Linked DNA regions of Homo sapiens: region 1 is linked to region 2. A link is a loop called in an ENCODE intact Hi-C map of the cell type or tissue named here. Cell type or tissue: CD4-positive, alpha-beta T cell. All regions are shown on one strand. Links, peaks and the distances in the headings refer to the core of each region. The heading gives the core; the rest is flanking DNA. Region 1 has its middle 84 kb from the start of LYSMD4. Region 2 has its middle 190 kb from the start of LYSMD4.

The links. Hi-C counts contacts between places; a loop is a spot of excess contacts. Peaks named below come from ENCODE experiments on the same cell type or tissue, not always from the same donor. Only the 100,000 strongest peaks of a DNase experiment are listed, where the experiment ranks them.
Region 1: it touches region 2 in a loop (5-fold over the local background); 6 of 110 quality-filtered maps call a loop at or near these places.

What each region holds. Positions count from the first base shown.
Region 1 is chr15:99,809,242-99,825,278 of GRCh38, reverse strand. It overlaps the pseudogene LOC400464. Among named protein-coding and RNA genes, the nearest start is that of LYSMD4, 84 kb to the right of the region's middle. In CD4-positive, alpha-beta T cell, for the core only: no CTCF peak of the experiment used is centred there; no DNase peak of the experiment used is centred there.
Region 2 is chr15:99,914,830-99,930,866 of GRCh38, reverse strand. No RefSeq gene overlaps it. Among named protein-coding and RNA genes, the nearest start is that of LYSMD4, 190 kb to the right of the region's middle. RefSeq lists a silencer at 2,428-2,487 and enhancers at 2,209-2,503, 13,407-14,271. In CD4-positive, alpha-beta T cell, for the core only: no CTCF peak of the experiment used is centred there; no DNase peak of the experiment used is centred there; H3K4me3 peaks cover 116 bases; H3K27ac peaks cover 203 bases; H3K27me3 peaks cover 1,049 bases.

The DNA.
Region 1 (16,037 bases), core at 8,000-15,999, 110 kb after region 2:
AAAAGAAGTAGGTATAAATCAATATATTCTAGTATCTGTGAGATAACAAATATGAGAAATTTTTTTCTAGGCTAGTTGGGTAAAGTTTAAAAGTGTTGTGCTTTATCCTCTAGACAATTGAGAGTAGTTGCCGTATTTAAGAAAGATAAATAAACTGTTCTGTGTGCAGGGAAGATAGAAATGGAAGACATTGGAAGCAGAGAGAAGCTAAAGGAGAACGTTCACATTATCCTAAAGTGTTAAGAACCTGAATGAAACTCATTGCAAAATCATTGCCAGGGAATACAGTGCAGGGACTGACTCTAGTAGTGGATGAGGACAACTCACAGAGAGAAATCTGACAATCCATGTTTAGCAGAGGGAAGGAAGCCAGGAATAGTTATTAATAAGTCCAAGACTTCAGTTTTGTTTTTTTGTTTTGTTTTAACTCCCAGCAAGCTAAACTTGACAATAATGTAGCTCAATTTCTCCCTACCTCATTTTCTTAATCTCTATAATCTTGCCCCAGAAAAGCCGTTTACACCCTAGCTCAGAAAATTCTGTATTAATTTGTCTTCATAAGATTGTAAAATTTTCAAAACTGTCTATTCATGATAATTAGAGAAATACAAATCAAGACCACAATGAGATGCAATCTTACACCAGGCAGAATGGCTATTACTAAAAAGTCAAAAAAATAACAGATGCTGGCAAAGTTGTGAAGAAAAAGGAATGCTTATACACTGTTGGTGGGAGTGTAAATTAGTTCATCCATTGTGGAAGACAGTGTGGCAATTCTTCAAAAACCTAAAGACAGAAATAGCATTTGACCCAGCAATCCCATTACTGGGTATATACTCAAAGGAATATAAATCATTCTATTATAAAGACACATGCATGCATATGTTCACTGCAGCACTATTCACAATAGCAAAGACATAGAACCAACCAAAATGGCGATCAGTGACACACTGGATCAAGAAAATGTGGTACATATACACCATGGAATACTATGAAGCCATGAAAAAGAACAGAGATCATGTCTTTTGCAGGGACATGGACGGAGCTAGAGGCCATTATCCTTAGCAAACTAACACAGGAACAGAAAACCAAACACCACATGTTCTCACTTATAAGTAGGAGCTAAATGATGAGAACTCACATGGACGCATAGAGGGGAACAACACACACTGGGGACTTTCAGAGAGTGGAGACAGGGAGATGGGAGATCATCAGGAAAAATAACTAATGGGTGCTAGACTCAATACCTGGATGATGAAATAATCTGTACCATCAAAATACTGTCCTCATCTTAAAAGTAAATAGCACTATTTTATTTAATAGTTTATATTTTGGAATCCTAACCAGATATTTTTTCCTTAAATTTCAAGCACTGCATTACTTCCAAAGACATGCTATGGGTATGTGGAAATTATATCAAACATGAGTAAATTTTGTTGACCAAGACTATAGAAATAACAATACCATCATATAAAGATACTAATACAGACATTGTTGGTTGGTGAAAATTACCCCCAAATGTCCAATGCCGTGAGTATACTTTGAATAGCTACTTAGTTTGGTTTTTATTAACATTATATGAAGGTTATTTCTAAGCCTGCAGACATAATTCGTAGAATATACTACTCCGATATTTGAGAATGTACTACTTAAATATCTGGATATATTTATTCCAAATATATCTCCACTGTGCTTTTTTAGAAGATGCAATTGCCATCACAGTAAGATATTGCTGATTCAGGTGAAATTTTTAATTAACTAGAAAAATCAAAGAATGCAATTCTTTTTCAAGATTTCTTCAAATAAAGAAACAAGCAAGATTAGGCTGTGGTGCTGTGAATAACACCAAGAAGTACGGAGTCGGGCAAGCCTCAGGTTCAGTCACAGTTCTACTGATAAGCAGATAATAATTCTAAGGGTGCGTTTTTGTGTCTTAGGTTTGTGGATACCTATGGTAGCATTCCACAGATCAACATTGAGCCTACCCCACGACTATTCAACCTGCCCATTATTTGGGTAGCTTTCATATAACCAGTTAGAAAGAAAACATCTATGAAAACTACTAAAGAATTATATATTTTAATTAAGGGTACCGAACATGGTCAAGTTAGAGAACAATACAGTAGAAACCTTCTATTCAAATATAATTGAGACCAGTTTTTTGATAGTTAATCTAAAAAATGAGTTAAGGAGGAGGATCACAGGGTTAAAAAAAAACCACAAATGTAAATTAATTGGCCAATATTTTGATATAAGCCCAGGACCCTTTGATTATCACTTTATTAACTGGAGTTTCTATACATTGTCTTCTTTGTATAAATTATTATCATAACAAGTCAATTAGAATTCCAAATTTTTATTTGTTTAAAGTAGAACAAAAATTTAAAGTAACAGAAGTGCAAAAACCTTTTAGCTTATTAAAATTGTTATTATTCTAATTTTATAATTTTTTCTTAAAATTTTTACATTGCTTAGCCCTCACATTAATCAACTTAGCTTTTTCTAATCTTTTCAAGACCCAACATATTTTTACATAAATAGCACCACTCCATTATGACCACATCACTGATTTTATTTATGTCACCAAAGACTAACTTGAATACAACCTAAATAAACTGGCTTGTAAATAAGTTAACATAATGCTAAGTTGAGGCAATAGACATAATAGAAAACACACTGTTATTTTATAGGGAGAATGTACAGTGTCAGTTCATTTAACAAATTAGTTAAACACAACTCAACTACAACAATGTCAATGAAAAGTAGCAAATTCTGTTTTTGCTCCATGGACTTTACAGCCAGTGAGTCCTGAGAAAGAAGAGATAATTTAAAGAGCTTCATTGGCAGGTGAATCTGTGCTTGGCCTTTTAGCTTAGAGAATGAAGCTCCATATTAAAAGCAGAAGAATAGTGAGGCATCACATGTGAAGAAAGGAATCAGAACAGACATGCAGGGGCAAAAGTAGCCACGGTCTGCATTCTGGCTCAGGAGGACAGTATGTGTTGAAGAGCAAAGCTTAGAATGGGCTGATGCCTGTAACCTCACCCCATCCCATTGCTTTATCTACTCACAGATTGCCCAGAAAATCGGGCACCCCACAGTGAGAACAGGAACTGGGCATCCCAGCTAATCTTCAGCTGGGTGGGTCTCATAGGGTGGTCAGATTTGAAAAAAATAACAATAGGCTTTGAAGAAAAAGACTTGGAGATGAAGCAGAATGCTCCTGCCAAAGCTTTCCTCAATTGACATAAGAGGAACAAGTTTATTTCCCAAATTAATTATAGTATAATTTACCAGGTATCCAAATAAATTTGTTTAGAGACTAAGAGTTTTCCCCTCAAATAATGCCTGACCATAATTTTACATATAATTCTTTTATTCAGCAAATGTTCAATGTATGTTTGTTTTATACCAAACACTTTTTAAGGAATTAGGAATACCATTGTGGATAAAATAGACAATCTTCACTAAATGCTTAGTTATGACAGGAGGCAAACAAATACATAAGAAAGAAAATAATTCAGAAATACAGTTTTATGCCTAATTATATCAGGTGATAGTAAGTACTGTGTCCCCAAAACACTTACTCATTTTCTCAAACTATTATAAAACAGGGAAGGTGCATAAAGAGTGCTGGACATGGGACTGAAGATTCTGTTTTAAATATGGTGGCCAGGGAAGTCCTCACTGTGTAAGAACATTCCAACAAAGACTTGAAGGAGATGAGGGAAGTCATCAAGTGGATGGGAAAAAGAACACTCCCAGTAACAGGACCAGCAAATGCAAAGACCAGAGGAGAAAGACTGCTTTACTTAAGGGACAGCAAATAGGTCTCCCTGCTACAGCAGAGTAAATACAGTGGAAATGGTAGAAGAGTTTTTAGTTGTAAGGCAAGAAGGGGGACCAACCATGGAGAGTCTTAGATGTCATTGTGGAGATTTCCATTTTGCTGGAGGTGAAATGGAAGCCACTGAAGGCACTTGAAATGGAGGCTGATATGGTTCACAGCTTTAATAGTCTGCTGTCTGCTGAGATAAGAATTGACTATAGGACAAAGGGTAGATCTAGGTAGTGAGATGTTACTGCAGTCACCTAGGAAAGAGCTAGGATGATTTGAACTAGAGTGGTAGTAGTAAGAGGTGGTCATACTTTGAAAATATTTTTAAAGTAGAGTTGACAGGATTTGGTGATGAATTTGGCATGTGATGTGAGTCAAATTTCATAGCCTCAGCCAAACATCCCTATTTAATTACGTTTAATATAATGGAAAAGGTGGGGGAAATGGATTAAGAAAAGAAAGAAGTTTGGCATGGGAAACAGTAAGGTGAAGAAACCAGTCGGGATGTTAGATATCTAAATCTGAGTTCAGGAGTTTTGAATGCATACAAAATTTGATCGTTAGCATGGGGCTAGTATTTGAAACCATGAGACTGGACAAGATCATTTTAGTTTAGTGTATTTCCACAGATTATATTTCAAGCATCATGCTAGATACTTTAACGTTTGGCCATTTTAAAAGCCCACTGGTAAATTTCACAGGAATGAGGATTTGACTGACCTGTTTTTCTCAGCTGTCTGACCTCAGTAGGATGCATTATTGTATTGTATTTAATTCCCTATAAAATTCCAAAATATCAAAATAAGGCCTGTATTTATTAGCAGGATTTTTCAGATAGAACTATACTACTTAATTTCACAGAAATATCCTTCCCTGGGGTGATGATACTATTATATCACCAGTCATGAAGTCATGCTAACTTGTAGGCAACAATGGAGCTCACATTTTGATCTAAGCTAATTAGCATGCATTACTTAAATTATGAAAATGCACACTTTCAGGGGGCAGACAGATTTTATTAATTCTGAATTATGTCAAACTATCACTTAATAATTCTCAAGGGCCCAACTCTGGCAAAACCAGATGCTGCAGTGTATGTGTTTCCTATTCTCTTCCAACTTTTTTCATCATGTTTCATCAGCAAATGCTATGAAGTCTAATTAATTTAATTAATGGATCTCAGGGCCATTGGACAATGCATTTACATGAATTGCTCTGTGAAGGAGCTCTGTCTTGCTCTCTCTCTCTGCCCACCCTTTCTCCCCCGCTTTCTCTTTCAAGAGCAGAACATTTTGGTGAGCTCCAGTTAACTGGCTGAACTAAGCAGCGATCTCTTAGGTAATGATGCACTGCTAACAAACCTCAGCATAGACTATAACACTACCACTAAAGCTTCTGTTCATGTTGTTCTAGGGCTGATAAAATGGAATATTGTAATCTAGCTCTGAGGAAATTTGAGATTGTCTCATGTTTTCTCAGTTAAACCAGAAAATAATTAATTATAGGGAAGGGACAAGAACTGCCATGGCAGAGCCAGGCTGAGAAATAATTTCTGTTCACTCTCAATGTATTATCTGCTTTGTCCCTAGAGGCTCCCTTTTGTTACTCTTATATCAAAATCTCACTAAATTTTCCTGCCATCTCAACTCAAAAATCATACCTACAAAGAGCTAAAGTTTTATCTTTTTGCTTTTGCAAAAACTCTGTGCGAGCTATGAGAGTGTAAGCTTTATAGTTATATACAGATGTTTTTATTTATAATATTTCTCCTGCAAAACAGGATTAGAGAAAGTGAACCAAAAAGAACATGTAATAAGATGAATAATGAATAGAAAAATAAATTGCTCTAAAGACAAAGTAAAGGAAACTATAAAAGGGAGATGACTAGAACTATTTAGCAAGAAGAGACCTCATTCTTTCCATCAAATAGTGTGGTGTAATTTGCACAATGCACCCAATGGTTAATGAACACATATTTGTTGAGGATATCATTAATAAATAATACAACCAATGAAAAACTAATACAAAATATTTTTACTCTGCAGGAAGTAACTATTAGGTAGGTATTGTAAATTCTAACTTTAAAAGGTAGAGGAAAATATATATTGATCTGACTCATAAATTCAACAGGAAGACACAGAGTAACAATTACTGCAGGTGAATTTCAGCTCTCAGTCTATCTACCAACCAGTGTCACCAGGAACCTTCTTCAGACCCATGTATCCAACTGCGTATTTATCTTTTGCACCTGAATATCCCTCAGATATCTCCATTTAATTCATCTTCTTCCTCCAAACTGGACAGTATCCAAGCAGATCCAGAGAACTGTGAAGAGCTATTCTAGTCTCCGCCCTCTCCCCTGTTGCTGATCCAGTTAAGAGGGCCAAAGAATGTAGTTGAGAGGACATCAGCTCTGTATCTAGTAGCATTTAGTTTTAACCTCATCCCTTCACTTAAAATTGGCATGGCCTTCAGTAAGCGATTTAACTCCTCTGAATATCAACTGATAAAAGTAAAAATAAAAAAATTTACAAAATTAATTGTAGTGAGGATTAAAATATCATGTTTGGTACATCATGAGCTCTCGATAAACAGTTGTAGTATTGTTATTCAAACTGGTACACAGGCCTATCACTTCTCTTTCCTTTTAGATCTGTTTTTTTTTTTTTTCCTTCTGTTCTCACCTCTGAATGTCCCAACCCAATCTCTCTTCCTCTATCACCTTTTTAGGAAATCCATCCCCACCCCACTCACCCCACCACTCCTCACACTCCTTTCTCTCCTACCCTGGCCTCCACCACAGCTCCTCCATCCCCACCTGTAATCCAGCCTCTAAACCACTATCAGGGCTGCGGTTCTGAAGTGCAAATCTCATCATGTTGTACCTTATAATATCTTTGAATGACACCTATTTGTCTCATGATAAATTCTAAACTCTTTAGTTTTATGTGGACCATGACCATTTTTTATCTGACCCTGTCTGTCTCTCCCTAATTCTCATTTCTCTCCACCAAATACTCCACCCTTGTACTGAACAACGTGCCTCTACTTTCATCTCTTCATACTTATATTTTTTCCTTGATCCTTAACTTTGCTCACAATGTTCCTGCCATCTGGAATAGCATTTTCCCTACTGGCCTGGAAAATTTGACTATTCCTTTGTGGCGGAATTCAGTTTTCACTCCCCCGTGAGTGACCTTCTTAGGACAAATTGACAGTATCTTATATTGTAGTCCCACAGTCCAATAGGCAGTCTTCAAGTGTCCAATATGACAGTGCATGATATTTGTTGTTTATATGCCTATTTCCCCCACTGGCTTTGAGAAACTTGAGAGATTGTTGTAACCATTTGTATCTACAGTGTCTAGCAGAGCATGCATCTATTTGTGTTTTGAATGAGTGAGTGAATTAATGAATGATGAGAAAGCAATGACCTATGTTTTCTCTCTACCTCTTACACGAGATTATAAATAGACTGATTCAACTGAAGATTCCAGGTCCTATTCCTTTTGCTGTTGTTATCGTATACGTTAGCAAAAAGCTTCATCCTTTCCAAAAATTTCTTCAGTGGTAGCAATAAATTCAGTGTCTTCTGGAAGCAACATTGTGCTCTCTTTCTCTCTCTCTCTCTGATTTGCCTATTGCTACTTTGCATAGTATGTGTTTATGACTTTATCATTCGTTACAGTACATGTAATAGGAGCCCTGCTATTTCTTCATAAGTGGTTATGAAAAAATATTCATACTTGCTTATGTTTTGTGAACATCTATATGTGGTGGAGCATATGTTATTATAATCTTACTTTAAGTGGAAATACAGTTTAAAGGATTTTCTCTTACTGTTCTTAATGTAAAGCTTCTAAATTAGATATACAAAAGCGCTCATCTAGAAGCTAATGGAACCACAAGCAAAACACAGAAAAAGGCTTACCGAGAACAAATTATAACAAACAAATGTTAGTTTTATTGCAATAGAATTACTGAATTAGTACATGATGGAACAAAAGATCTATAACAAGTTTAGATGTCAGTAATTTATTGGACATGGATTGTATGTACTGTACCCACAAAATTCTATCAAATTGTTTCTATTTCAAGAAATTTTCAGTTTATTCATGTTCAACACAAAAGTTAATTATACATGAAATATAAACTGAATGGAAAACATTGGCATTGTATTTCCTGGCTTTCTGGGAAGAATGTGGTAGTAAGGTTAACATGGAAATGCAAGAGAAAGCTCTTGCCTCCTCTCCTTGTTCCCAGGATAGGACAAAATACACATGGCCAAGAATGAGAAAAGTAGGACAGAACCCAATGTAGTCAAGAGAGTTATGACCCTGAGGTGTGAGGTAAGATCTGGCCCTGGGAATGTTGACTGACACTGCAATATTTAGTGTCTAGACTGGAATGATTAGCTATGAAGTGGGTTAACTTGGAGTCTTTAGAGATGGCGCTATTCCCAGAAAGATAAATGAGATCCAGTCCTAGGACAAAAGGACAAACATCATTGGTCGGAAAAAGAAAAAATGACTTAGAAAAAGAGAGAAAGAGAAACCAAATGTAGAGGAGAAGAAGAAATCCCAAGGATGGAGACCAAAGGGTTTCCCAGACAGTCTGTTCCTTGGGAATGTGAGTTACACAGCAGCCTGGAAGATGATGTTACTTCCAAGCCCATGATTCTGTCTCCATGACTTAGGACACTAGTCACAAAGAAATAGAACATACCTTTCCCTTTCTAGATATCATTGTCAGTTGAAGAACTGCTACTCATGGCCTGCTAGAGTGAAACTCATTGGTTCTAGGAATGAATGAAATTGGACCTGCTGGAGGCTTTTAATTATTATGTGGGCATCAGAACTGATGAGGATTGATGTGGGTGTTATTTCAATAAAGTGTTACAAACAATTCATATATGAAAAATTTACTTTTTCTTAATTTATAAATACGCTAATATAGTATTTCAATGTTGTTATTCAAATTAAAGACCATGTGAGTTCTTAGACACAATCTCTCACTGTGTATTAATTGCAATAAGACATTGCAATAACCACATATATATTATATATATATATAAATTAATAGACATTACTTTTTGAGCTGTTTTAGGTTTACAGACGGTATTAGTGAAAATTAAAGTGCGTGTCCATAGACTCTCTCACCCCACCCCCATTTCTCCTATTTTTAACATCTTATGGTATTTTTAACATTAGCATGTTACATTTGTTACAAGTGATAAGCCAATGTTGATAAATTATTTTTATCTAAAGTTCATAATTATATTAGGGTTCACTCTTTGTGGTGTCCATTTTATGGATTTTAACAGGGTGTAATAAGATGTACCCACCATGACAATGTTACACAGAATAATAGTTTCACTGCCTTAAAAATCCCCTGGGCTCTACCTAGTTATTCCTCCTTTCTTTCCTCCCCAGGAACCCCTGGAAATGACTGATCTTTTTACCGTCTCCACAGTTTTGCCTTTTTCAAAATGTCATATACTTGAAACCACATAGTGTGTAGGCTTTCATATTGGCTTCTTTCACTCAGTAATATGCATTTAAGGTTCTTCCATGCCTTTTTGTGGCTTGATAGCTCTTTTTCTATACAGAACTGATTAATATTCCATTGTATGGCTACACCATAGAGTATTGGTCCATTTGCCTGTTGAAAGGTATCTTGGTTGTTTGTTTTGGTAATTATGAATAACACTGCTACAAACATTTGTGTGCATGTTTTATGTGGGCATAAGTTTTCAACTCATTTGGCAAATACCAAGGAGCACAATTATGGAATCATAGGCTAAGAGTGTGCTTTGTTTCATAAGAAACTGCTAAGCTGTCTTCCAAAGTGGATGTTCCATTTCGCATCCCCACTAGCAATGAGTAAGTTATTTCTGCTCATTGTTTTTACCAGCTCTCAGTAGTGTTGGTATTTTGGATTTTGGCCATTATAATAGCTATGCAGTGGCATCTCATTGTTTGAGTTTGCAATTTTCTAATGACATATGATATTGAGCATCTTTTCATGTGCTTATTTACCATTAGTAATATGTTGCCATCAGTAACTTTCCTTTCCCTTTCCATTGCCGCTGAGATCCAGCACTTTTTTTTTTTTTTGAGACACAGTCTCACTCTGTCACCCATGCTGGAGTGTAGTGGTGCAATCTCAGCTCACTGCAACCTCCACCTCCCAGGTTCAAGTGATTCTCCCTGCCTCAGCCTCCTGAGTAGCTAGGATTGTAGGCACCCGCCACCACGCCTGGCTAATTTTTTTTTTTTTTTTTTTTTTAATAGAGAGGGGCTTTCGCCATGTTGGCAGGGCTGGTCTTGAACTCCTAACCTCAGATGATCTGCCCTCCTCAGCCTCCCAAAGTGCTGGGATTACAGGCATGAGCCACCGCACCCGGCCATATCCAGTATTTCTTAATGGAAACTAAAACTTCACCAGTTACCACATTTTTCCCCATATATTTGTAATAAGTTCCAATGTCTGATAAGGCAAGTCCAACCCTCTGCATTTTTAAAAATTAATCAAGTTATTTATTAAAAATATTCTATGCACGTTTTAGAATCAAATATTTTATTAAAATCAATGATCATATTAGATTTATTGGAAAAATAATGTAATTTAATATTAAGTTATCACATTCATGAACATGATAATTTTCTACTTATTTGGATTTCCTTTAAGATCAATTCCTAAAATTTTCTATATAGATGGTTTTAGGGTTTTTTTTTTGTAGCTTAACTACAAGATACTTTGTAGTGTCTGAATTTTTATTACAGTTTTACACCTTCAATTCAATTATTGCTGATATGGATGAACTTTTTTTTCAGAATCTATTTTAGATTTAGTGGGTACATATGCAGGTTTGTTACTGCATATGGGATACTGCTTGATGCTCAGATTTGGAGTACAAATGTATCGATTAACCAGATGGTGAACATAGCATGCAATACTTTTTCAACCCTTGTCCTTCTCCTTCCATCCCTCATCTAATAGTCTGTTACTTTGTACTGTTTGCTATTATAAATTGGGGGGAAGCCATTATTATTATATATTAGCTTCAGAACAACTAGATTCAAGTCACAAAAACAATTTCGCACAAACAACTTTAGGAAACACTGCTTTGAAAACAGTAATCTGAATTATACCTGAAGCCACAGAAGCCAAATATTTACTAAAGGTTCTTTTAAGAAAAACAAGTTGGCCGGGCACGGTGGCTCACGCCTATAATCCCAGCACTTTGGGAGGCCAGGGTGGGTGGATCACGAGGTCAGGAGATTGAGACCACCCTGGCCAACATGGTGAAACCCTGTCTCTACTAAAATAAAATATAAAAATTAGCCGGGCATGGTGGCACGAGCCTGTAGTCCCAGCTACTCAGGAGGCTGACGCAGGGGAATGGCTTGAACCAGGGAGGCGGAGGTTGCAGTGAGCTGAGACTGCACCACTGCACTCCAGCCTGGTGACAGAGCAAGACTTTGTCTCAAAAAAAAAAAAAGAAAAAAACAAGTTGTATGGAAGGAGGACATCATTAACAGTATATCTCTTCAATAATGGTTTATTTTACTATTCTCATTCTTCTCATTCCTCTCTTACTATGTCCCAAATCCCTTCACAGGCTAAAAGAAACTCTTCAGAATTAATCCTATTCATAAAGAACACCACTTACTGAGTATTGCATTTTCTTCTTCAAATTCTTCAGCATACATTGGGAATACACCCTATGGACCATTTTTATGCTTTTAGTTTTGGGTTTTTTTTTTTTTTTGGCTAAAGAAACTGCAAAAAAAGATTTAGGACCTCATTCTATTAGGTTAGTATTTATCTAGTAAACTTCAGCATAAGCTAAATAAAATACATGTTGTTGCTCTGGACTGAAACCCCTCAAAACCATATTGTAAAAATTACAAAAAAAATTAACTGAAATCATGTTTTTAAAAATCTTGTAGATGACAAGATATGATATATAGTAGGTTTAAGTACCTATTTCAACGGTTCCCAAAGTGGGGCCCTCAGACGCCCAGGTCCAAACTATTTTAACGTGAATACTAACATGGTGACATTTGCTGTAACGGTGCAAATACAATAGTGGGTAAAAATGCTGGTACTTCAGCACAAACAAAGGCAGTAACACCAAACTAGTCATGGTATTCTTCACTATGCACAGGAAAGGTTTAAAAAGGAAGGGCAGGCTGGGCATGGTGTCTCACGCCTGTGACCCCAGCACTTTGGGAAGCCGAGGCAGGTGGATCACTTGAGGTCAGGAGTTTGAGACCAGTCTGGCCAACATGGTGAAACTCCATCTCTACAAAAAGTACAAAATTTAGCTGGACATGGTGGTTGCATACCTGTAGTCCCAGCTACTTGGAAGGCTGAGGTAGGAGGATTGAGCCCAGAAGGTGGAGGCTACCGTGAGCTGTGATCATGCTACTGCACTCCAGCATGGGTGACAGAAGAAGGCCCTGTTGGAAAATAAAAAGAATGTCTATGATGAAGCAGTGAAAATTGTACTACATCTTCATCCTTGAATATATCTTTTTAATATTTCAAGTGATGAAATTGGAAGTACACATGAGCATTTCTACAGACTGCCTGAGAAAAAACCCTCATGTGACTAAGTTGTGAAGTGAATTAACCACTTTAATGGAATACCATTTTTACTTGAAAGGATGACTGACAAACAATGTTATTTCAACTTGGGTTTTTGGGAGACATTTTCTCAAAAAATGAGATTTTGTCAATTCAAGAAAAACAACAGACAGGCCATAATAAAATTCAATAATAAAATTCAAGCTTTTGAACAAAAAATTAGAATTTTAGAAAACTTATATACACCATAGCTTTCCAAAAGTATTCTGATGAGATTGATGGTGATATTGATGAATGTATTTTGATATTATATAATCAAATGTATCAACACGTAGAAGATCTTGGTGAACCATTATTTTCTAAATGACCAATGCACGATGTTATAATATCATGCAAGGGTAAAAGATCCAAAGTTCAAGAAAAACCAAGTTTTGATGGAGTATCAAAAAAGAAGCCTAGGCAACATGGCAAAACCTTGTCTCTATAAAAAGATAGAAAAAATTAGCCAGGTGTGGTGATACACACCTGTAGTCCCAACTACTCTGGAGGCTGAGGTGGGAGAATCACCTGAGTCCCCAGAGACTGAGACTGCAGTGAGCTGTGATTACACCACTGCATTCCAGCCTGGGCAACAGAGCAAGACCCCATCTAAAAAATATATATATATTATTTTATATATATATATATATATATATCTCCACAATAATCTAAAATGGCTATCTGTATGAGATTGGACATTGTTCACATTTTTTCAAGCAAATATCACACAATAAATTGAATGCAGATGAAAACGACATACCAAACATCAAAGAAATTTGCAAAAAACGTAAGACTGTGCTACTTTGGGTTTAGAAATGTTTTCATAAAAGCATTTATAACAATATGTGATGAGCTTTTAAAGAATAGTTTAAATATTTCTGATTTAATTTCTAGTGATAAATACCAATAGATATAACCTACATAAACCAAAGCTCCTTGGGCCCTCAATATATTTTTAAGAGTATAAAGGAGTCCTGATTCCAAAACTTTGAGAACTGCTGCCTTCCCCTCCACTTACCTTCCTTCCCTAGAACTTCTTCCTTGGAAGAAACATCCCTTTGCCATTCCATATTAACTTACAGAGTTCCACTGAGGCCGGTTTTGCTACCTCCCTCCCATCTTTCCACCTCCCTCTCTTGACACAAAATCTGACCAGCCCACCCGATTTCCAGTGATTAGCTGTCAAGGTGGGCTAAGCCAAGAAAATGTGGGTTTTCCCTGAGACTAAACCTCTCTTTCTGGGAGATCTGGAATCACAGGGACAAGGTTGGCCACCTTGGGGTAGTCAGAATTCATCTTGCCTAAATGCGGAGAGGTTAGGCAAGTTTCTAGAAAGCCAAACTGCTTTCTAGAAAGTCAAAGATAATTATACTTTGTGCCATGACTGTGAGACTGCCCATTTTATTGCACACTTTCTAACATTCTTACCAAACTGATAAATACAAGCTGGTACCTAGAAGAAAAAAAGGCCGGGCATGGTGGCTCACACCTGTAATCCCAGCATTTTGGGAGGCCAAAGCAGGTGGATCACCTGAGGTCAGGAGTTCGAGATCAGCCTGGCCAACATGGTGAAACCCCATCTCTACTAAAACTAGAAAAATTAGCCGGCGTGGTGGCAGGCACCTGTAATCCCAGCTACTTGGGAGGCTGAGGCAGGAGAATCGCTTGAACCCAGGAGGCAGATGTTGCAGTGAGCTGAGATCATGCCATTGCACTCCAGCCTGGGTGACAAGAGCAAGACTAAGTCTCAAAAAAAAAAACAAAAAAAACTTTCCATACAATATAATTTGTTCCATCTCTAGAAACCAATTCAGCAATGAGAACTGAAAGCCACCACTTGGAAGGTTTCAAGTATTCAGCTCTACCTATTGATGTCTAAAGCATTAGTTAAGGTAGAAACACACACACACACACACACATACAGCCTATGTATTCAGTACCAGGAAACATGACTGACTAGATGGTATAATCATCTAACAGAAAGTGTACAATAACTGAAGCCACTGCAGAGGAGTAAGTTATGACACGGATCTACAATATTGTTGAGTGAAAAAGCAGATTACAAGAAAAATCTGATTTTTCAAGGGAGAGGGAACATATACAAACACAGGAGAAAAGAGATGCGCAGATGACTGAAAAAATACAAAATTCTGATAGTGGTACCTTCTGAGTGGTAGAATTATCAGTAATATTTTCTAGTTTTGCCTAAAAATTTTCTAAATTTCTTAAAATAAGAAGGTTTTGTTATCCATATTATAAAATATCCACCACCACCACCACAGGAAACTTAACCTTCAGCACAAACTCTACAACATGTTCAAAGTTTGTTCAGTTTAATATTTAAAAGACAATCTATTTTGAAAGACATCTAAAATGATGACCAATATTTAAACCTATGCATTAATATTTTTCAATCATATTTTTTAAATTTTGTAATTTTGATAAGGTTAAGCTTTATATCAATCTTGAAAAGATAAGTTTTCTATTTGTCTTTAAAATATGACCTACAATATGCCAGTTTTTAAACAGTGAATGGTGCTCAAAAATCACAATATAAATTCAGGCAGTGTTCCTTACATAGAATGTTTAAGTGCTTCTAACACTGCTGTTTTTCACCAGTTATGAAAACACATTACAATTATCTAAGCATCTAATTATTCAGGTCCCTTGTTTCTCCTCCATTCTATTAGTTTTACAGTAATTTTAAGGTCTGTGAGGATGAAGTTGTCTGTGACAGCCACCACAAAGGTTACCATAAGTGGACAAATGTCAAACAAGTTTATCTCCACTACCATCCCCACCATAAAACTGTCTTGATCAAGGGCAACACATTTCAAGGTTAACCAAGACAACCTCTTTACCTGTCACTGCTCAAGAAAAGGATTTTTTGGTCTTATTTATAAATAACTTTCTGTATCTATTTTTCTCCATAAATCCACTGAGGCCAATGTGTGGCTCTATCTCAAGCTCCAGCAAGCAAAACTGCCTGCCAGAAGGTTCAGTTTTTGTATCTTTCCAAATGTAGGACACAGCTCTCTTTTGATATGATAGTTTTTTGAAAATTGATACACAAACTTCTTCTTGAAAGTTCAGCCAGGCACAGTGGCTCACACCTGTAATCCCAGGATTTTAGGAGGCCGAGGCAGGTGGATCACGAGGTCAGGAGTTCAAAACCAGCCTGGCCAAGATGGTGAACCCCGTCTCTACTAAAACCACAAAACTTAGCCAGGTGGGGTGGCAGGTGCCTGTAATCCCAGCTACTCGGGAGGCTGAGGCAGGAGAATCGCTTGAACCTGGGTGGCGGAGGTTGCAGTGAGACCAGATCGTGCCACTGCACTCCAGCCTGGGTGACAGAGTGAGAATCCGTCGAAAAGAAAAGAAAAGAAAAGAACTTCAGATATACAGCAATTGTAATTCTTCTGAAAGCTAGTTATGGGACACTACTTTCATACTTTGCTGTTCAATAAATGTGGGGTGGAGAATAAAGTAAACTGACAGAATTACCATATAAAATAAAATTCTAAGTGCTCTGACAACAAAAGAAACTTAAAACACACACACACAC
Region 2 (16,037 bases), core at 5,032-13,031:
CAGGCCCATACTCATGTGATGGGATTAGGCTGTATATGACATGCATGGGCCAGAAAATCCCCAGGTCAAAACATTGGTATGCAAAGCAGTCCTGGGCTGGTGATAACGCCAAGCACCTGGCTGAAGCAAACCCAAAAGCACTCTGGAGGCACCCACTCTCATGTAAGGTACAGAAGATTCCAATAGATGAAGTCCCCATTAAGACCAGCTCACAATCCCAAATTACAAAACACTGGCAACTCCAAGTCAATAAACTTCAGGGATGGAAAGCCAGTAGAATGATCAAAACAGAGCCTACAAGATAAATTGGCTTAAAATTACTAAAGACCTAAAATGAGAAATAAAAACAGAAAAAAAGAATCAAGATACATGAAAAAATAGGTAAATTTTAAAAAGTATTTCCAGAAAGTAAAATTTTAAAAATATAATTACTGAAATAATAGAAATACCTCTGCAGATGGGTTACCGCTGATTCTCAAAGTTTATCACACCTGAGGATCCCCTGGAGGGCTTCTTAAACACAGACTGCAGGGCCACCTCCAGAGTTTCTGGGGCAGGGCCTGAGAATTTGCATTTATAAGAAGTACCCAGGTGAAGCTGCACTGATGATCTGGGGACAACGGGTTAGCTGATTAACTCTGGCCAAAGACAAAATTCTGACTGACCAAAAGTAGTTGACAAGTTAGTGAATAAAGTTGGGTTATTTTAATAGGTCTTCTATCCAGGGGAAAGGAGTTTCAATCAGCACACAGTTGAAAGCAGTAACTGAGAAAAATAAAACCATGTCCACGTGCATGTTTCAAATACACTGTCAGGATTTTCAATAGTCTAAGTAGTCTGTATCTTGTCCAAGGTTACAAGAGACAAAGAACATTATATATTGAGAAGAGATTCAATACAGCAAGAATAAGTAGTTATAAACATTTAGCACTTAACAGAATATGCAAAGCAGAAAGGGAGCGAATTGGAGGGAAAAGTAGTTCTACAATAATCGTCGGAGACCTCAGTCCCCCACTTTCAATAATGGAAAGAACAACCAGACAGAAGATAAGAAAGGAAATGAGAGGACTTGAACAACACAGCAAGCCAAGTGGACCTAACACACACCACCAGGCCCCCAGTGCATTTCAGCTGAGGCCTCTGGACACGAGGCCCACGACAGGTGTCTTAGTGGGCCCACGACTGCTGTGACAAATTACCACAAACTTGCTGGCTTCCAACAACACACGTTTATGATCTTACAGTCCTGGAGGTCGAAAGAGTAAAAAGAGGTCTCACTGAGCTGAAATGAAGCTGCTGGCAGGGCTGCGTTTCTTTCCGGAGGTTCGTTGGGAGAACCTAGTCCCTTACCTTTTCCAGCTGCTAGGCAGAGGCCGCCCTGTTCCGTGGCCCGTCCTCCATCCCCAAAGCCAGAAAAACCGGGCTGAGACCTCCTGGTGCTGTCGGCCTTCTCTGTTCTCTGTTCTCTCTCTTTCTTTCTCTCGCCTCTCTTCCTTATAAGGACAGGTGATTGCATTGGGCCCACCTGGGTGACCCAGGCTAATCTCCTTACCCATTAAGCTCCCCATCCTCAGCCTTTTCTTCTGTCAGATGGAGAATATAATCCCCTAGTTTTAGGGAATTTTGAGGAATAAATCGGATTACTAAACTGTGAGTTCCTTGAGTCAATAAAGATTAACTGAGCACTTACTGTGTGTAAGGCAACTTTCCTAAGTGCTAGGGATACGACAGTGAACAAAACACACAAAAATGCGTGTTTCTGTCTGTGTGTGCAATTAATCTACCTTAATTCCATCCGCAACTGTAATTCCCTTTTGCCATGTAAGGGGACAAATTCACAGGCTCTGGGGAGTAGGATGTGGACACCCTTGGGGCGTTTATTCTGCCTTCCGCAGTGGAGGACTGCAGACGCTGTGGGCGAAATGTTTGGAGCTGGTGCCATTAAAACCCTCTGCAGTTCCCGCTCAAGGTGCAACTCTCAAGTACTGGCACCTGGGTTTGCGGCCACGTGAGGCTCTGAGCAGCATGGGCCTTGGGGACACTGAAGATATCAGAGGCCCTAGAGGTATGTGTGGCTTCCCAGGTTAAAGTTGGCACGGAGAGAGAAGAGCGTGGCAAGTCAGGCAAACCCGGTGAACTCCCTTTGTCAGCCTTCCTTCCGTCTGCCACAAGGAAGGCCTGTACCAGAACCCAGGGCCTTCTGGGCTGAGAGGCCGCAGCCTGCATTGGAAGGCCACTGAGTCACGGACGTGGGAAGATGACCATCGGTGTCCGAGACGCGAGTATAAAGCCAGGCGCTGCCACTCACCAAGCTGCGCGATCTCGGGCGAGCAGCGCTTCGCCAGGCTCGGCCCACGGCGACGCCACAGTGCCACCTGCCGGCCGGACGCCCTCGCTCGCGCACCCCGCCCTCCTCACTCGCGCACCCCGCCCTCCTCACTCGCGCACCCCGCCCTCCTCACTCGCGCACCCCGCCCTCCTCACTCGCGCACTCCCCCGCCCTCCTCACTCGCGCACTCCCCCGCCCTCCTCACTCGCGCACTCCCCCGCCCTCCTCACTCGCGCACCCCGCCCTCCTCACTCGCGCACCCCGCCCTCCTCACTCGCGCACCCCGCCCTCCTCACTCGCGCACCCCGCCCTCCTCACTCGCGCACTCCCCCGCCCTCCTCACTCGCGCACTCCCCCGCCCTCCTCACTCGCGCACTCCCCCGCCCTCCTCACTCGCGCACTCCCCCGCCCTCCTCACTCGCGCACCCCTCCCTCCTCACTCGCGCACTCCCCCGCCCTCCTCACTCGCGCACTCCCCCGCCCTCCTCACTCGCGCACTCCCCCGCCCTCCTCACTCGCGCACTCCCCCGCCCTCCTCACTCGCGCACCCCGCCCTCCTCACTCGCGCACTCCCCCGCCCTCCTCACTCGCGCACCCCGCCCTCCTCTCTCGCGCACCCCGCCCTCCTCACTCGCGCACTCCCCCGCCCTCCTCACTCGCGCACCCCGCCCTCCTCTCTCGCGCACCCCGCCCTCCTCACTCGCGCACCCCGCCCTCCTCACTCGCGCACTCCCCCGCCCTCCTCACTCGCGCACCCCTCCCTCCTCACTCGCGCACTCCCCCGCCCTCCTCACTCGCGCACTCCCCCGCCCTCCTCACTCGCGCACTCCCCCGCCCTCCTCACTCGCGCACTCCCCCGCCCTCCTCACTCGCGCACCCCGCCCTCCTCACTCGCGCACCCCGCCCTCCTCACTCGCGCACTCCCCCGCCCTCCTCACTCGCGCACCCCGCCCTCCTCACTCGCGCACTCCCCCGCCCTCCTCACTCGCGCACCCCGCCCTCCTCTCTCGCGCACCCCGCCCTCCTCACTCGCGCACTCCCCCGCCCTCCTCACTCGCGCACCCCGCCCTCCTCTCTCGCGCACCCCGCCCTCCTCACTCGCGCACTCCCCCGCCCTCCTCACTCGCGCACTCCCCCGCCCTCCTCACTCGCGCACCCCGCCCTCCTCACTCGCGCACTCCCCCGCCCTCCTCACTCGCGCACTCCCCCGCCCTCCTCACTCGCGCACCCCGCCCTCCTCACTCGCGCACTCCCCCGCCCTCCTCACTCGCGCACTCCCCCGCCCTCCTCACTCGCGCACCCCGCCCTCCTCACTCGCGCACTCCCCCGCCCTCCTCACTCGCGCACCCCGCCCTCCTCTCTCGCGCACCCCGCCCTCCTCACTCGCGCACTCCCCCGCCCTCCTCACTCGCGCACTCCCCCGCCCTCCTCACTCGCGCACCCCTCCCTCCTCACTCGCGCACTCCCCCGCCCTCCTCACTCGCGCACTCCCCCGCCCTCCTCACTCGCGCACTCCCCCGCCCTCCTCACTCGCGCACTCCCCCGCCCTCCTCACTCGCGCACCCCGCCCTCCTCACTCGCGCACTCCCCCGCCCTCCTCACTCGCGCACCCCGCCCTCCTCTCTCGCGCACTCCCCCGCCCTCCTCACTCGCGCACCCCTCCCTCCTCACTCGCGCACTCCCCCGCCCTCCTCACTCGCGCACTCCCCCGCCCTCCTCACTCGCGCACTCCCCCGCCCTCCTCACTCGCGCACTCCCCCGCCCTCCTCACTCGCGCACTCCCCCGCCCTCCTCACTCGCGCACTCCCCCGCCCTCCTCACTCGCGCACCCCTCCCTCCTCACTCGCGCACCCCGCCCTCCTCACTCGCGCACTCCCCCGCCCTCCTCACTCGCGCACTCCCCCGCCCTCCTCACTCGCGCACCCCGCCCTCCTCACTCGCGCACCCCGCCCTCCTCACTCGCGCACCCCGCCCTCCTCACTCGCGCACCCCGCCCTCCTCACTCGCGCACTCCCCCGCCCTCCTCACTCGCGCACCCCGCCCTCCTCACTCGCGCACCCCGCCCTCCTCACTCGCGCACCCCGCCCTCCTCTCTCGCGCACCCCGCCCTCCTCACTCGCGCACCCCGCCCGGCAGTGCGGCCCGCACCCGCCCCCTCCCGAGCACCCTGGCGCGCACTTAGCCAGTACCTGCGCGTGCACCTCGGCGTTCAACGCGGCCTTTGCGGCGGCTCTCCCCTTGGACCTGAGGCTTCCCGCTTCGTTCTAGAGTGAAGGCTGGAAGAGCCCAGACAGGAAGGTGTCAGCTCTGTCCCACACCCAGGTGGCCTGTGCTGTCCCTTAAGTACAGCAGCAACAACGTCACCTGGGGAGGAAAGCTTCATGGAGCTCACCAGATTTGCAGGGGTGAAAGATGGAGGGAGGAGGGGAGTTGGATTCCTATACTAGTTTTTATCTGGATAACTTCTGAGCCAAGCACAGCTTTGTGAGCCTCTAGAGACCCCCTAACCTACTTGCATCAACTGGACATAAAGAGGGGAGCCCAATAGCAACTGCATCCATTCTAAAACCAAAAGCTACTGTTATTCGCCAGGCATGGTAGTAAGTGTCCTATGAGTGTTAATTCATCCATCAAACATTCTTTGAGCTTCCCCTCTGAGCCAGATCGTGTCTAGGTGCCTGGGATGCAGAGGTAGCGAACGTGCCCACACAGGCATACACACGCATTCCTATCCCCTCTACTTCGTCGGCGCTGTTGTTTGACATAGGAATTACTACCACCTAAAACACTATATATTTTACTTTATTTTTCTTATATTATTGTCTGCTACCACACATGTATGCCTGTGGACATCCACACCAACCCCCACACACACACAGACACATTTTTTGTGTGTTTTGTTCACTTTTGTATCCCTAGCACTTAGGAAAGTTGCCTTACACACAGTAAGTGCTCACTCTTTATCAGCTCAAGGAACTCACGATTTGGTAATCTGATGTATTCCTCAAAATTCCCTAAAACTAGGGGATTATATTGTTCATTTGACAGAAGAAAAGGCTGAGGATGGGGAGTGGCCTGCATGGACTGATTCAACTCTTAGCAGTGGAGATGGGAGGCAGACCCAGGTCTGCTGATCCTAAATCCTGTCCTCTGAGTGTCCCCCATAAGCTAATTACTGGAGAAAGCAGAAAGAAAAGAAACCACTATTATCAGCATTGCTTTTCATTTTATTAATCTGAAGAGTGAACACAGTGAAAGCAGGCAGCTACATGTTAGCTGTAGACTGTAGACCACATCTGTTCAAGAATCCCTCCGAGATCATTACATATAAAAATGGCAAATAAAATAATTTTAGCTTTATTTATTTATTTAAAGTTCTACTGAGATAGCAATAAAATAAGGAAAACAATGAGAGGGCAGAAATTCCATTGGAATCAAAATCCTGTATGAGTGAGCTGAATTTTGTCCTGAAGGCTTCTGCTGGTTTCCAGTCGCCTAGAACCACAGTTACACTGAACTATGCTGGGTACAAATGACCAAAGTAAGAGGGGAGCTGGGCTGGAGGAAGAGTTCTGACCAGAGACCCCTGCATAAAGTCAGAAATCCCAGAACTCAATACCTTCAGTGGGTGAGCACAGAAGCAAAGAAATAAAACATTCCCCTAACACATTCCTAACCATCTGTCCCTATTTGACTAGGAAGAGGGCAAGAATCTACACTTTTTGTGAAAATTGAAGCCCCCTCGCAAATAGAAAGTTTTGGGTTTGGTGTTTTTTGTTTGTTTTTTGAGATGGAGTCTCACTGTGTCACCCAGGCTGGAGTGCAGTGGCGTGATCTCGGCTCACTGCAAGCTCTGCCTCCCGGGTTCACACCATTCTCCTGCCTCAGCCTCCCGAGTAGCTGGGACTACAGACGCCCGCCACCATGCCCGGCTAATTTTTTTGTATTTTTAGTAGAGACGGGGTTTCACCATGTTAGCCAGGATGGTCTCAGTCTCCTGACCTCGTGATCTCCCCGCCTCAGCCTCCCAAAGTGCTGGGATTATAGGTGTAAGCCACCGTGCCCGGCCTGGGTTTGTTTGTTTTCTGAGACGGAGTCTCGCTCTGTCACCCAGGCTAGAGCGCATTGGCTCACTGCAACCTCCACCTCCCAGGTTCAAGCAATTCTCCTGCCTCAGTCTCCCAAGTAGCTGGAATTACTGCCACCCACCAACATGCCCGGCTAAGTTTTGTATTTTTAGTAGAGATGGGGTTTCACCATGTTAGCCAGGCTAATCTCAAACTCCTGACTTCAGGTGATCCACCTGCCTCAGCCTCCCGAAGTGCTGAGATTACAGGCATGAGCCACTGCTCTCAGCCAGAAATTTTAGTTTAAAGTGATCTGAAGTTGACTGTGCTTCCTGGCATCTAGCATAAGCAAATATAAGTTCTCTCCAAAAGGTTTAAGCTGAGGCCTTAACGATTTCTCAAAGATAGTGACTAGGAACATGATTTTATAATCAAAAGTCACAAAACACATGAAGAAACAAACTGTCATGAAATAGGTTCCATGCTTGGTAATGGTAGACTGAGTGAATCAGAACAGCTCTCCCTCAAGAACAACAGAAAATCTTGACATCATTGGCAAGCAAACAAGTGAGTGAGAAATTATGGAAAAGAGACGGAATTCCAGAAAAGTTAGCTCAGAATTTGAAATCATTTTGACCTGGGGATACTAAAAAGGGATCAGCCCTCAAAGGAACTGAAGACCAACCGCAAAATTATGTCAGTCCCTGATGATATTAAGATGACCTGGGGTAACTGGGGCTTCTAGTCTCATTGCCTAGAGAAAAAGTAATCCTCTTAAAATGTAGATACAATTATCCAGAACCTCAAATTACCTCTTAAATGTTTACATATAATGCCCGGCATTTAATTTTTAAAAAGCCAGGAATAGTAGAGGTTAAGATATTAACAAAACTCAAGATAATCAATGAACAGTAGGGACATATCCTTGGAGCATCCAGGATTTGAAATTATCAGAAACAAACCTCATACAGCTATAATTAATTGGTTTAAGAAATACAGAAGTATTTTGTCAGAGAATGAGAAAGCATTCAAAATAGAAATCCTAAATCTTAAAACTTTAGAACAAACTGAAATTAGGAAATCAATAGATTGGTTTAACAGGAGTTTGAATTCAACTGAAGAAAAAGTGAATTGGGAGATGGAATCAGAAAAAAAATACATGCTGAGGCACAGAAAGACAAAATGTTGGAAAATACAGAAGGAATATAAGAGGCGTCTAGAGTATGGTAAAAATATCTAGCATATTTGTTATGAGGAGTCACAGAGGAAAGGAGAAGACAGAGTGGAGAAGTACTATTTGAAAAGAAGAGAATTTTCAAAAATGAATAAAAGATGGGATACCACAGATACAAGCAACACTATAATTCCCAAGAAGGAGAGAAGCAACACCATATCTAGGGACATTATAGCAAACTGATGAAAAGCAAAAACAGAGAAAAATCTGAAAGCATTTGGAAAAAAAAAAAGAAAATTATCTTCAAAGGAGCAACACTAAGACTGATGACTGATTTTAAAATAGAAACAATGGACTCCAGGAAACAAAGGAACAGCATCTTGATGCCATCTTGCCAGACTGGAAGTCTATACCCAGTGAAAATATCCTTCAAAAAGTGAAGGAGAAATAGAGGCTGAAAGACAAACAGCATTGAGAAACACATTACCATCAAAAAAAATTAAAAAAGATATTGTAATTAAAAATCTGCTCACAAAGAAAACCAGGTGCAGACAATTTTGCAAGTGAATGCTTACAAACATTTAAGAAAGAAAGAACACTGCTTCTACACAAAATCTTCCAAAGCATAGGAAAAGGGGAATACAATTAAAATTATGTACCACCTTTTTTAAAAAAGAATAAAAAGATGAACATTTAGAGAAAAAATTTAAAGATATAAATAAAGTAAGCAATGTACTATGCAATAGACTGGAATATTCAATATTTAAAAATATCAGTTCTCTAATAGATCTGTGCAGTCTGGTTCTAAAAATCATGTCGACATTGACACACAACTTGAATAGACTTCAAGGGAAGTATTTTTTTTTTAAAGCCAATCTCAAAAGGTTACACACTATATGATTCCATTATTCTTGGAATAATGAAGTTACAGAGCTGGAAAATAGACTAATGGTTGCCCGAGATGAACGTTAGGAGGTTTGGGAGATAACCGTCTGTTCAGTGCAGTGAGGCAAGGAAAGGCAACTAAAGGGTGAAGATTAGAAAGGAAAAAGTAAACTGTCATTATTTACAGATAACATGATTGCATGCATAAAAAATTAAAAGAAAACAGGTAAAACATCAAAGCTCATGAAATAATTTATCAAGGTTACTGGCTAAAGGTTACTATGAAAAATCATTTGCGTTTCTTCACACCAACAACAAACATTAAGAAAATTAATTTCTCCCCAAAAAGTTGTTTAGCCTGAATCTAGTCATAAGGAAACAAGCCAAATCTAGACTGCAGGACATTCTACAAAATGACCGGCCTAGACTTTTCAAACATGCCAATATCATGAAAAGAGGGAGCAGGAAAGGAGGTGCGGTGTTCTAAATGAGATTAAAGAGACATGAAGAATGAGTGCAATGTGTGATCCCAGATTAGATTCCAGGTTTTCTTGAGATACAATCTATGTAGCATAAAATGCACCATCTTAACGGACGCATTTCTGTGATTTTTAACATATTCACCAAGTTGTGCAATCATCACCATGATCTAATTCCAGGACATTTTCATCGCCTCCCAAAATCCCTTCTACCCATTAGGTGTCACTTCCATTTCTGCACTCCTCCCAGCTCCTGCCAACCGCTAATCTACTTGCTGCCTCTATAGGTTTGCCTATTCTGGATATTCCAAATAAATGAAACCATACGATATGTGGTCTTTTACATCTGGCTTCTTCCTTCACTGACATTTCTTTAACACTTTCACGGTTCATCCATGTTTTAGCATGTATCAATACTTCACATCTTTTTAAGGCTAAATAATATTCCATTGTATGGATTTATCACATTTTGTTAATATATTCATCAGTCAAAGGACATTTGGGTTGTTTCTGTTTTGGCTATTGCGAAGAATGCCACCATGAAGATTCACGTACACATTTTTGTGTGAACATATGTTTTCAGTTCTCTTGGATGTATGCCTAGTAGTGGAATTGCTGGATCATACGGTAACCGGACATCTAACTTTTTGAGGAACTGCCAGGCTGTTTTCCACAGCTGCTGCACAATTTTCCATTCCCACCCACAAATGTATAAGGGTTCCAATTTCTTCACATCCTTGTTGATACTTGTTATTATTTTTTATTATAGCCATACTAGTGAGTGTGAAGTGGTACCTCACTGTAGTTTTGATTTGCAGTTCCCTAATGACTAGTGATACTGAATATATTTTCATGTGCTTATTGGTAATTTCTATGTCTTCTTTGTAGAAATGCCTATTCCATTTCTTTCTCCATTTTTAATTGGAGTTGTCTTTTTATTATTAAGTTGTATGAATTCTTTGAATTCTTTATATGTTCTAGAAACTAGACACTTATCAGATATATGACTTGCAATATTTTCTTCCAGTATGTGGTCTGTCTTTTGACTTTGATAGTGTTATTTGATGCACAATTTTTTTAATTTTGATGAAGTTCAGCTTATCTGTTTTTTCTTTGATTGCTTGTGCTTTTGGTGTCATATCCACAAAGCTGTTGCCTAATCCAAGATTACAAATTTTCAAACCTATGTTTTCTTCTGATTTTTATAATTTTAACTTTTATATTGAGATCTTTGAGTTAATTTTTAGTATGTGGTATGTGTTAGAGATGAACATTTATAATTTGTAAAAAAAAGACTATTCTTTCATCTGTTTAATGGTCTTAGAATTCTTGTAAAAAATCCATTGACACCTTCAATGTGAGGACTTTTTTTGACTGTCAGTTCTAGTCCACTGATATATATGGTTATTCTCGTGCCAATTTTGATTACTGTTGCTTTGTAGTAAGTTTTGAATTAGAGAACTGTGCATCCTCCAACCTTGTTTCCAGGATTGTTTGGGCTATTCTGGGCTCCTTTAATCCCATATGAATTATAAGATCAACTTGTCTATATTTGAAAAATATGCAGATGGAATTGTCTCTTTCGTTCTTGATTTTAGTAATTTGAATCTTTCTTTTCCTTTGGCAGTCTAGTTAAAGGTTTGTCAAATTTTTTTTATCATTTCAAAGAACCAACTTTGGTTTCATTAATTTTCTCTATCATTCTTCTGTTCTCTATATTTTTCACCCTGCTCTAAGCTTTATTATTTCCAGGCAGTTTGTGATAAGGCAGAAAGGGTAAAGAATAATTCTGGGCTAGGGGAATGATATGAGCTAAGCCATAGATATGTGAAAGGGCATGACAATTACAGCAAATGATAAGCAGCTCTGTGTAATAGCCCCCAGAGCTGGGGGTGGGGGCAGATACAACTAAACTGTATTTTAGCAAGATCATTCCAGCAATGTGAGAAAATGGGAGAAAGGGAGGCTAGAAAGGAAACAAGAAGTGGTGCTGGACAGCTTGATGTGTTGTTAAGGATGAGGAAGAAGGAATGGATGTGATGGGGATTAAGAGGTCCACTTGGAAGCGTCTGTGGGCCATTGACCATGAGGAGAGGGAGGAGTATAGGACGGTGTGGGGCTGGTGTTGGGGCCATAGGCTATATCAAGGGAGTGTGAGTGGGAAGATAAAGGGTTCTGTTTGGGGAAGGTTGTGTGTCAATGTGTCTTGAGGCATGTGGACAGAAATGTCCAGAAACAGTGGGAGAGACAGGTTGGGAACACAGGCAGAAGTCAAGGATGTGGGGCAGGTTTGAGGGCCATTGGTGAGTGGGCAGAAAGGATGTGACCCACCCCACGGAAAAGGTCAAGGATGAAAGAGAACCTACAACATCTCTGGTAACACCAGGGTTAGAGGCTGAAACACAAGACCAGGAGTCAGCAAACAAGATGAAGGGGCCAGCCAGAAAGTGGCAGTCAGTGCTGTGAAAACACCAGCAGTGCACGGTGGCACCTCAGAAGCCCTTGGGAGGGACCGAAGATGGGACAAGGCCAGCAGGGCTGAGAGTCCCAAAGAGGTCAAGTAAGGTGTGGCTGCCCATGTCCACTGGACTTGGCAGTCAGTGAGCCATCAGCCACTCACCCAATGACAGTGCAGGAGGCAGAAGCTCAAGTGGAGTGGGCCGAGGAGCTGAGGCAGGCAAGGAAGTAGGAGGGCAAGTGTTCCCCACCTTCCCAGGAGTTTGACAGGACCACAAGGAGAGGGCGAAAGTGGCCAATCAGCTGAAGGTCTGAATAGAACATAAAGGCTGATCTCCCATGAGTAAGAGGGAACGCCTCCTGCCTGACTGCCTTCAAGCTGGGACATTTGTCACCCTCTCCAAGCCCCCCAACCTTTGGACTCAAACTTAAGCATTAGCTGTTCCTGGGTCTTGGGTCTGCTGGCTTCAGACTGGAACCGCGTCACCGGCTCTCCTGGGTCTCCAGCTGGCCAACTGCAGATCTTGGGACTTGTCAGCCTCCACAGTCACAGGAGCCAATTATTTATTATATGAATCTCCTATTGGTTCTGTTTCACTGAAAGACCTGACTAATGCAAGGGGCACTGGGGGTGGTAATGGACACCTTTCTTCAGGCTGAAAGAAAGGACTATATGGAGGCCTACGAATTGATTGAGCAGGAAGAACAGGGGGTGAAGGAGCTCAACAGAAGGTTCATTGCTCCAAGTGGTGGGGCCTTTTACTGATCCAGTTACAGGGCCTGCATCCTCATCCATTCCATCCTCACCACGGGTCAGCAGAGCCATATGGTTGAGGAGTCTCTCCCCTGCGGTTTATACACAATATGGTTTGGTTTCCTCCAGCATCTACCTCTTAACTGCAGAACCCCCCTTTCCCACTGGGCAGCAGCTCCCTAAGTCCTTATTAGGGAGCCATAAGCTTTCGACTTCTTTTGGTTACTGCTTGTAGGAGTTAGGATTCCATCCCGTTCACTGGTTAAATCTTCACTCTCAAGCTCCATTTGAAACTCATCTCCCCTTCCCATGCCAGCCAGAGCCACAGTCTTGGAGCTGGAGAGGAGGCTGAGCTTTGATCCTGCGCTGGCCTTGCCCTTTCTTGCGGGCTTCCCCTTCTGGTGCCCAGGGTGGGGGTAGGGGAGACGTCTGCAGGGGGCTGCTTCTAAGCAATGCTGGTGACCTCTACCGCTGCCGTCTCCCATAGGTGGGGTCGGGCTTTCGAGAGGCAGAGTTCAGTGTCACGCCAACCTTTCCATTGCTAAGAACCAGCCCTCCCAAGTTCCCCTTCAGCCTGGTCAGACATTGAGACCCTGTCTCAGCTGTCCAGGTGGGTGCCCATCACTCAACTTGACTTCTGCCTGACAGAGAGGCTCTGTCCCTCTGCCAATCCTATTCCTTCGTGCAGAGCTCTTCTGCAGGCTCCGAGGGCTTTGGAGAACTGGGACGGGGTGTCGGGGGTCCCCCTTTCCTTCCCAGATATGCCATGCCCACATCCCTCATATTCACCATGGAACCCTCCTTCTTTCCTCAGTCACATTGCTGGGGGAGGGAAGTGTCTGCAAAGAGCAATGAATGGGGGTGCAAGTGACGGCAGTGTCACAGCAATGCAAGGAGTGCCCCTGGGAAAGAACCAGAGGGCAGCCAGGGACGCTGGCTCTGTTGGAGGGAGGCATCTGGGCTGGTCTTTCCGAGGCAAAGGGTTTGCATGGGTGGTGGCCCCAGCAGTAAAGCAGTGCCTCTGTAATGGGGCACCCCCAATCTCTGGGTGTTAAAATGCATTTTCTGTTGCAGTGTTCCTGGGCGGCACTCCAGGTTTGGCCTTTCTAACTCCTTGGGGGTGCTGGGGATGCTGGCTCAGGGACTGTCCCTCCCGGGAGGGATCTGCCATTTCAGAGGCTCAAAATGACACACATAAATCTCTCTCACGCTTGCAACTGGACAACCTTTCCTGCACCCTCCCTCCCCCAAGCAAGTGTTCCTGTTTTGTTTTATTCTCTATGGAAACAACATGAACAAAGGGTCTAGTAACCAACACATGGAGAGGACTCTCTACACACCAAGCACCGCAGTGTTCTAGTTAATCCTCCTAACAGCCCTCCGCTGCACAGGCGGGGAAACTGAGGCCTGGAGATGTCCAGTCACTGACTGGAGGATGCACATGGGGAAGTGGCAGAGCTGTCTGCTCCCAGGGAGGAGGGTAGCCCTCAGCCCCTCACACTGCCAGAGGTCACCCAGGGAGGGCTTTTTCCAAACAGCCTTTTGGAAAGGGAGCGTCTGGAAATTTCCTCAGGCTAATTAACTTGAGGCAAGGACCCTGCAGTGAAGAGGCGGCACTTTTAACAGCTCTGAGACAGTTACATGCTAAGTTTCTGGTAAACAGAAATGAATGAGTCCCAAGAGGGCTGGGGTTTGTTTTGGGAAAAGAGAAAGGGGGAAAAGTCAGCCAGGGCAGACCGGAGGAGGCTAACGGCAGCCTGGGAGGCCTTGTCAGTGTCTCCCCCGGGCAGACCACGGGCCACTTCCAACAGCCGCTGCCAGAGCCTGCAGGCCTGCTGGGGTCCTGGGCTGCGTGATGTGCATATATTAATCTCCTGGGATTGCCATGAAGTACCACAAACTGTGCGGCTTCAACAGCAGACATTTATCTTGTCACAGCTCTGGAGTCGAGAAGTCTGAGATCAAGGTGAGGCAGGGTTGGTTCCTCCTGGGGGCCCTGACTGGGGACTGCTCCAGGCCTCTTGTCTAACTTCTGGTGGTTGTCACAATCTTCTGTGTTCCTTGGCCTGTAGGTCTCGCCCCATCCCTGCCCTCATCTTCACTTGGTGTTCTCCCTACGTGCGAGCCTGTCTCTGGGTCCGAATTTCCCCTTTTTATAAGGACACCAGTTGCACCGCATTAGGGACCCACCCTACTCCAGTATGGCCTCGTCTTAACTCGTTACATCTGCAACAACCTAAATGGGACCAGTTCTGCGGTACAGGGGACGGGGCTTCAACATACGAGTCCTCAGAGGATGCAGTGCCACCCATCACAGTGAGGGAGGGGTACGGATGGCCCCTCTACCCGGACAGCCCAGATGTGGACCCATGGATTTTCTCACACAAATTCCAGGACCCCCAAGCACAGTTAGAGAAAGTATTACAAGGCCTGGGGAATGGACAACAGGCGGCTCTTCCCTGGGCAATCCCCAGCGCTGGAGACAAATGAGGGTGTTTCCACAGCATGTTGCAGGACGTCCTCCACATGTCACATGAGTGTCCAGACCCGCAGACACTGTCGCAAACTTCCTGAAACCTCAGTCCATGAGGCCAAAGGCACTGTCACGGAAGGGCTGGGCCAGGACAAGCCACGGAGCCTCTCTTCACCTGCCTGCCGGGGAGGATGATGCCGACCTTGAAAGTACAACTAAGGCTGTTGGATGAATTCAGTGCACTTTCCACCCCACCTCAAGTGAAGTTATCTTGAAATTATTGTCTTAGCCCTGCCCCTGCCCTGCCCTCCCACATTCTAGCAAAGACTCAGCCAAATGCCTTCCTTTTTTTTTTTCTTTTGAGAGGGAGCTTCCCTCTTGTCGCCCAGACAGGAGTGCAATGACACGATCTTGGCTCACTGCGACCTCTGCCTCCCAGGTTCAAGTGATTCTCCCACCCCAGCCTCCCAAGTAGCTGGGACTACAAGCGTGCACCACTACACCCAGCTAATTTTTGTATTTTTAGTAGAGACAGGGTTTCACCAGGTTGGCCAGGCTGGTCTTGAACTCCTGACCTCAGGTGATCCACCCGCCTGGGCCTCCCAAAGTGCTGGGATTACAGGCGTGAACCACCGCCCCTGGCCTAGCCAAATGCCTTTCACCAACTTTAATGATCCAACCCTCAGGGCACATGGAGTGCATACTGGCCTGGAACCCTGGGGACCACAGGCCTCTGTTTCTGCAGCCAGCAGCCACCCACTTTGATTCCAATGTCCTGCTATTCCCTGGGGGAGTCACCGCCCTTCACCCCCACTGTCAAGCCGTCAGCTTAAGGCAGCTCGACATCACCCAAGGCAGACAATGGAAGCCCTTCCCATGCCTTTTCCTGGAATTACTGGGAACAGTAAGCTCTTTTTTTCCCCTGTTGGGGAATGAAGTACCTACCTTATGTACAGACATGATAAAATGGACGCAGCACTACCTGGAGATAACAAGGTAATATGTGTAAAGTACCTACGCAGGAAATATTTCTTGTTCGGGTGTTGAAGGTAAAATGACACAGGAATGTACAGGAAGCACCCAAGGCATCCACAGAACATGCTTGTTGCAGAGGCGGGTTTACTGTGAAGGCAACAAAGCCTAAGCTTGCAGTCCCTCACCTGAGCCGCCCTGTCCAAGGCCCTGCATTGAATTCTGTCTGTAACTTTGTCTCTTTCTCATCAAGAGGACAACACCTATCCCCAAAATTGTATAATAAGCTTCATGTCCCCAAAACTTGGATCCAGTTCTGAATGCTGGGCATGGGAAATAAGAGGAACTGAGATTTTTTAAAATTAACAAAATGCAGAGGGTGAACCAGATGCTATTTAGCTTCCTTCTAAGGCAAAAGTCTCGTCTGTCTGTGATCCTGATGTAATA